Regions from separate parts of the Homo sapiens genome. Here region 2 is linked to region 1. The links are chromatin contacts, found by Hi-C or POLR2A ChIA-PET in ENCODE. All regions are on one chromosome and are shown on one strand. The core of a region is the stretch at or near the end of the contact, and the rest is flanking DNA. Distances in the headings are between cores, read along the strand shown. Region 1 overlaps KIF5C (kinesin family member 5C). Region 2 holds the start of RIF1 (replication timing regulatory factor 1).

The links. A loop is a pair of places that touch in the nucleus more often than their neighbours do. ChIA-PET counts read pairs that join two places held with the same protein, here RNA polymerase II (POLR2A). Pooled maps may share reads with other maps.
Region 2: a pooled map shows a loop between it and region 1 (4-fold over the local background). The contact joins the promoter of RIF1 here to the enhancer-like site in region 1. A Hi-C loop is called at or near these places in 1 of 37 single-sample maps with no recorded cell type and 2 of 50 pooled maps. POLR2A ChIA-PET finds 5 or more read pairs at or near these places in 2 of 52 experiments (B cell and OCI-LY7).

What each region holds. Positions count from the first base shown.
Region 1 is chr2:149,018,839-149,022,375 of GRCh38, reverse strand. The region is part of intron 25 of KIF5C (kinesin family member 5C); the gene reads right to left. Among named protein-coding and RNA genes, the nearest start is that of LYPD6B, 18 kb to the left of the region's middle. Within about 2 kb of position 1,900, at least 5 of the 41 ENCODE cell types and tissues checked have a DNase peak (open chromatin) inside an H3K27ac peak, as active enhancers do; they include B cell and OCI-LY7, where a contact is called at or near this core.
Region 2 is chr2:151,408,051-151,411,587 of GRCh38, reverse strand. It overlaps RIF1 (replication timing regulatory factor 1), which reads right to left and starts at 1,686. Exons shown (of 36, transcript NM_018151.5): 1 at 1,555-1,686; 2 at 1,061-1,174; 3 at 250-328. The coding sequence starts at 1,164. RefSeq lists enhancers at 1,614-1,773, 1,378-2,076, 2,077-2,775 and a silencer at 2,479-2,773.

The DNA of each region.
Region 1 (3,537 bases), core at 651-3,150:
GGATAGTGGCACATGAACAGCACAACCTCCGATTTCCTGATTTTGCTTTAAGTATTTAGTCCTGACAGTCTCAACATTCTCTTCCATAAGTCGGTATCTGTTGAGGCTATGGATATTCAGAGTAACATAATGCATTTTCTCATTCCTAGGGGGAAATTAAAACATTTCTCATTTGCCTGCACTTAGGATAGCAAGCAGGTGCAACAAGGCCCCTAACCCAGACTCTCTGTAGAAAGAGGTTCCCAGTTCCCAAAGGTATGCTTCGTCTCCATCGGATAATAAGATTCTCCAAAAGACCACCCCTGTCCATTTCATTCCACTTCCCACCAGAAGTTCGGCTGGTGCTGGGCGCATCTCCAGGATGAACGTCTAGACCAGCCTGAATGGCCTCTGTCAGCCTGCACCCAACATCAGTAAGCTCAACTTTCAGAAGACACTGAAAGGCTCTGTTTCCTGTCACCGGCTGGAGGCCCTAGCTCTGAGATCTTACTATAGGTTTTGTGCAGAGCTCATGGTACTCTAGGGGATGGGGACAGGGATGACAAGAGGGAGGTAGAGCCTTATCCTTAAGAAATACATGGAATTACCTGGTACTGGAAATACAACAGCCACTAAGAAAAGCCCAACTTCTCTTTTGATTAAAAAAAAAAAAAAAAAAAGCCCTCTGTAACCTGACACATTATGCATTATGCTTTCTGTTTTGCCTCTAGAAGGCTTATATCAACATTTGGTGCTCAACTGTGGTAATATCTCAGATTCCCGCTACCATGCTCTTTTTTTTCTTCACTCTTCTGATTTATATGTTATAATATTGTAAGCAACCTCACATATTTTGCATAAATCAGCAGGATGTAAGTTACATATAAATAGAAAAATTCTCAGTCTAGAAAGGGGTTATTAAAGCAGATACAAGCAAAGTGGGTGAAAAAGGGAGAAGAAATACGGAACAGAAACTGAATAGAAAAAAAAAAACAGAACAACACATTCTTTTTAAAAATACCACCTCTTGGCCAAGTGCAGTGGCTGATGCCTATAATCCCAGCACTTTGGTTTGGGAGGCCAACGCGGGTGGATCACTCGAGGTCAGGAGTTTGAAACCAGCCCAGCCAACATGGTGAAACCCCATCTCTACTAAAAATACAAAAATTAGCCCGGCATGGTGGCTTGTATGTGTAGTCCCAGCTACTTGGGAGGCTGAAACAGGAGAATCGCTTGAACCTGGGAAGCAGAGGTTGCAGTGAGCCGAGATCATGCTGCTGCACTCCAGCCTGGGTGACAGAGTGAGACTCAGTCTCAAAAAAACAAAAACAAAAACAAAACCACCTCTTCACTGACAAGAAAAAATATTCACAGAACTCATTTGGTATAATCACCCACAGTGGCAAAGCTACACAACTAAGAAGGGCTTAAACAACCCTAGAGGGTGATATTTCTGTCATTTTTAGAAGTCACAGAGAGTAAGATGTCTTTGGGAAGAACATGGCCTTTCTGGTGAAATTTTGGGCTTATTGCCAGAATTAGAAGTGAAAAACCTAAAAGCATGGTCATAGTTGTTATTTAAAATGCATTCTGAGCTGAAAACCAATAGGAGTGCCTGCCTGAATGCCACCACTGAAACTGCCATTTCACTTTCTCACAGGTTCATTTCTCCACGCACGCTATCCCCCTGGTCAGATAAGATCCCCTTGGTCGGATGAGATGGCCGTTCTGCGTGCCTGGAGGCAGAGAGGTGCCAGCACATACCTTGGATTGTGGGATTATGGCCTGACGCAATGTTTGCAGCCAAACCGTGTTGACACAGCAAGCACTAGACACAAATGCAATGGGGCGGCCTCAATAACTCCAGCAGACCATAAAGTGACACAATTTCCCCCTGGAAGGCCTCTCAGTCAAAGCCCCCGATCCCCGCTGGGCAAGATTCAGCAGGTTTTGGCTCATAGTTTGGAAGAAACACGGGGCCACAAAGGAGGCCCCACCTGCTTAGTTTAGTCACCTCAAGGAGAGTGAGAAAGGAGAGGAAAAGCACAGGAACTCTGCCAATGAAGGGTCCTTTCTTTACTAGGATGCAGCGTTCCTCTTCATCCCCAGTTAAGGATCTCTACAGGCCTGTCTGCTGAGAAGTCTTTCCAGCAGGCCCAAGAAACATGGATTCCAGCAGGATGCTCTCATCCATCCTTCCCACTATCTGGATCTTCATATCCTTAGATAAATTCATGGGAGAAAATAGATATAAATTTTAAAGGTAAATGGTTTTGCCCTGAGATAAAGCATTTCTGTCTGTTCTAATCCCAGAGAGACTGAGGAGTCTGGAGAATCTTTAAAACCCAGTCCTGTTGACTCTCTTCCAAGTAGCCACTCACTCACTTAGAGGCAGGGGACTGGACCAACTGACCTGCTCTAGGACTTCCCCTGGCACTCTGCCAAACTGGAGATGGTAATTCAAAGTGGCAACGTGTGACCAGATTTAGGAGGAAATAAAATCACCTTTCTTTAGAAGGGGTGGGGAAAGCTAATGAAGGAAGTTAATTATACAAGGGTTTTGCAAGAAGTATTTAGAGACCGTTTTCACACCCAACTTGGGCTTTTGCAATTGCTTGCAGTGGATTTAAGCTTAATCCAAACAGTACATAGTTTTAGTTTTTCTTTTGCCTTTTTATAATTCAATCCCCACATTATAAGAATTACCAATTGTACTCTACTTATCACTGCTGAATAGAAGTGGATTTATCTCATTGGAGCTTTGGTACAATCTGCTGTGGAGGAACAATTTTAGTTGCTCTGAATTTATGACTCTGAGAACCATGAAGCTGAGGAGTATTAAAGTGGAGGAGCCTACTGTGCTGTAGATGGAATCAGGAATTCTTGCCTCCGGGTGCTCCACAATTCCCTTCTTTGGGTTGAGATTGCCAGTTTCAAAGTCCTCTGCCATAGCAGCACCTACCTACAGTTATTTCTGTCCTCTCTCCCTGCAGTCCCACCTCAGCTGTCTTTTCAGGTCTGTCCCCATGACCACTTTAACATTAGCTAACATGCACGGGGGCCTAATTTTTGCCAGGTATTCTTCTAAGACTTTTTTCTCTCTTCTTTCACATTCTCTCATTCAATCCCAGACAAGCCTGTGATACGGGCACTATGATCCCAACTTCCCCATTCCACAGTTTTCTTAGCTGTCCAATGGCCAAGAATCTTGTCTGGTGTGACAAAGGGGGATTATCTTTATATACTTCAACCAAAACAGCACACCGCAACAGACAGAATGCAGAAACAGCTGGGGGAATCCAGCTGCCATCTATTAAATAACCAGGCATCAAAGAGATTTGCAAAAATGTAAAACAATGCCATTTGGCTATTTTTTGTTTTGAAAATAGTTATTTTCATTACAAATCACATTTGTGGTAACATGTATGGGCTTATTACTATTTTTTAAATGAACCCGGCAGTATTCTAAATATTTTGCTTTAATTTCTAATATGATACATATCAATAAATATAACCCATATATATATATATAAACTCATTGATCCTTTTTTGTTTGTT
Region 2 (3,537 bases), core at 437-2,936, 2.4 Mb before region 1:
CTCTACTAAAAATACAAAATTAGCCGGGGCGGTGGCGGATGCCTATAATCCCAGCTATTCAGGAGGCTGAGGCAAGAGAATCGCTTGAACCCGAGAGGCGGAGGTTTCAGTGAGCCGAGCCCGAGCCTGAGCCATTGCACTCTCGCCTGGGCAACAAGAGCAAAACTACACCTCAAAACAAAAAAACAAAACCAAAAAAAAAAACCAAACTACCAAAAGTGAAAAACTGTTTAACAAACAGATACATACCTTTAAAACTTTGTACAGCCGAGGAAGTTTTTTCTCAATTTCTGTAATTACTTCTTTTCCTTCTTCTCCAGTCATACGACTTAAAAAGCAGGAAGAACACAAGTTTAAGTAGTTGACAGGAAAAAAAAAAATACTCTCAAAAATACATGTACAATCTTTTTAAAAATTACTTTCTAACTCCTGCAAATGAATTGACCCAGTAGGTAAGGTCCTTAAGGGTATACAGAATATATAATGCAATATATATCAGAAATGAAAGTAGAAAAACCCTCAGAATAAGTTTTTACATCGAGTACATGCAAGTTGTGACAACCTGACTCCAAAAAGACAGAACAGGGATCCCTATTCCTAGTTACTAACGATTTGCTAAGCCTTTCCAAAGGGTTTTACAAAACTTTAGTACATTTCTATGAAAATTACTTTGAAGCATTTTGCAATTAATAAAAATCAGTGTATTGCTCTGTTAAAAAAACTCTGGGTAGCCACATTTTCCCAACACATCGGAGGTTTACACTGAAGACCCCTCCTCCAACAACTACTTCCAACCGAAACTTTTAAAAATCCCTCGCTTGCAAAACACACGTGCATGCTCCCTCGTTCCAAACACACACCTCAAGCGCAGCAGCAGCAGTACCCGGGAACGTCACCTAGAATACATCTCCCCCGCCCCCCAAGGCGTCCGCGACTCGGGCGTCCTCACATTTGCTAGACTTCTAGAACTCACATTCATTCTACGCGCCCCTCCCAACCACCTTCTTTCTCCCCACTATAGAGCGCCCCACTCTCCGCTACGCCCCGTGGCGGACCTCACCTGGTCAGAGTCAGGTAAGCGTCAGTCTGCCCTCCATGGGAGGCAGAAGGGTCTTCCAAAGTCTCCAACAGCGGCGCGAGGGGGCTCTGACCCCTGGCCGTCATGTCGGCCACCCTGAGGCCCGAACCGGAAGAGGAGAAAATCCAGTGACCGATGGAAACAGCCCCGCGGCGGCCCAGTGTGAGTCCGGCCCTCACACCCGCACGCCCGCCCGGGCCTCACAGCCACGCCGCGTCTGCACCCCAGGCCTCCGAATCACCAAACCCCAGCGCGAACCTCCTCCGGCGCCCGACACCAGACACCTGAGCCCACGCCACATTCGGGCCTGGGCCCGCTCCCGCCACCACTTTCCCGGGCAGCTTTCAACAGAGGGAGGAGATCGGCGGAGGGCGGGAGAAGCCCGGGGAACGAGGCATCTCGCCGCGAGGGGGCGGAGGGTGGGCAGACTGAGGGTTCCCCGCGGCCTACCACTGTCACCCCGATATTTATCCCACCTAGGAAGATCAGGACAGGGTTCTCTCCGCCTCTGCCCCTCAGCACCCAGACGCTGCCAGAGCTCGACTTTCCCAGCTCCGGCTGTTTACTCACGCGTGCGGCGCGCTCCCTCCTAGACCAAGATGGCGGCTGGGCGGGCCCAGGAGTGCGCGGGAGTAGGTTAGGCCTGGCGGGAGAAGTTCGAGCCAATCCAACAGTCAGCGGCACACCGGAGTTATCGATCGCCTCCCTTCCCATCCCTTCCCATCCCTTCCCTGCCCAGCTGCCGCGTCACGCCCCTCTGGTGAGCATCAGGTGGTGGTGTTTTGCCTAAGGCGAGAGACTTGAAATTCAAAATGTGAGTTAATTGCTCAGACTCACTAGACTGAACATAGTGGGCCCTCAGACTAAGTGTTCAAACTCCAAGTCCAGTGCTTGTTGAAGTTTTAGCAACAAATCAGTTAGCAAAAGGAGATAACGTACTGTTGGGTTTAAGACTAAGAGCTGGCCGGGCGCGGTGACTCACACCTTGTAATCCAAGCACTTTGGGAGGCCGAGTCTGAGGTCAGGAGTTCGAGACCAGCCTGGCCAACACATGGTGAAACCCCGTCTCTACTTAAAAAAAACAAAAATACAAAAATTAGTTGGGTGTGGTGGCGCACGCCTGTAGTCCCAGCCACTTGGGAAGCTGAGGCAGGAGAATCGCTTAAACCCGGGAAGCGGAGGTTGCAGTGGGCCGAGATCACGCCACTGCACTCCAGCCTGAGCGACAGAGTAAGAGTAAGACTCCGTCTCTCAAAAAAAAAAAAAAAGAAAGAAAGAAAAAGAAAAGAACTGTATCTCAAGCTGGTCTAGATTCCAGCTGGTCTAGGTTCCATGTGACTTTAGCAAGTTAATTAACCTATGCCTCAATTTCCTCCTCTATAAAATAGGGCTTTTAATAGGTGAAGTGAGAAAAGGTTGGAGAGGCCAATGGTTCTCAGGTCTTAAGCGTACATAACAATGGCCTGGGGATATTCGTTATTAAACTGCAGATTCCTGGGCCCCGCCCATATGCATTGTAATTCAGTAGATTTAGGTAGCTCCCGAGGATGTGCATTCTTCTGTTAGGCCCCTGGGGGGTTGAAGGGTGGGATTTGGCCAGGGCTTCTTCCCTAGAGAAACGTCAGTAAACACAATGACAGTCATTTCTCCTTACTGTGAATATGCTGCTCCTCCCCCGCCTTTTTTTTTTTTTAAGACGGAGCCTCGTTCTTTCGCCCAGGCTGGAGTGCAGTGGTGCGATCTCGGCTCACTGCAACCTCTGCCTCCCGGGTTCAAGCGAGTCTCTGACTCAGCCTCCCGAGCAGCTGGGATTACAGGCGCCCGCCACCACACCTGGCTAATTTTTGTACTTTTAGTAGAGACGGGGTTTCACCATCTTGGCCGTGCTGGTCTCGAACCCCTGACCTCGTGATCCACCCGCCTCGGACACCCAAAGTGCTGGGATTACAGGCGTGAGCCACCGCGCCCGGTCTGCTTCTCCCCTTTTCATATGCCTTCGTGCACTCTCCACAACAGACAGGATTGCATTAACTCTAAATCAGACACATGAAGCCCAGCAGCAATGGAACTCTCCATCATGGGTTCCTGGCCCAGGATTTGAGCCCTCACTCACATGTGCTGCAACTCTCAGCTCTAGAAGTGGGATGTTGCTTTTTGCTCTTCTTTGTGTCATCTGCACTTAGCAAAATGACTGCCAAACGACGCAGTACATACATAGTATGCTTATATATATATTTATTTATTTATATGTATTTATATATATTTATATTTATTTACATATATTTATATATATACACACACACACATACATATATACATATACATATATATATATATATATATATTTTTTTTTTTTTTTTTTTTTTTTTTTTTTTTGAGACGGAGTCTCGCTCTATCACCCAGGCTGGAGTGCACTGACCTGATCTCAGCTCACTGCATCCTCCGCCTCCTGGGTTCAA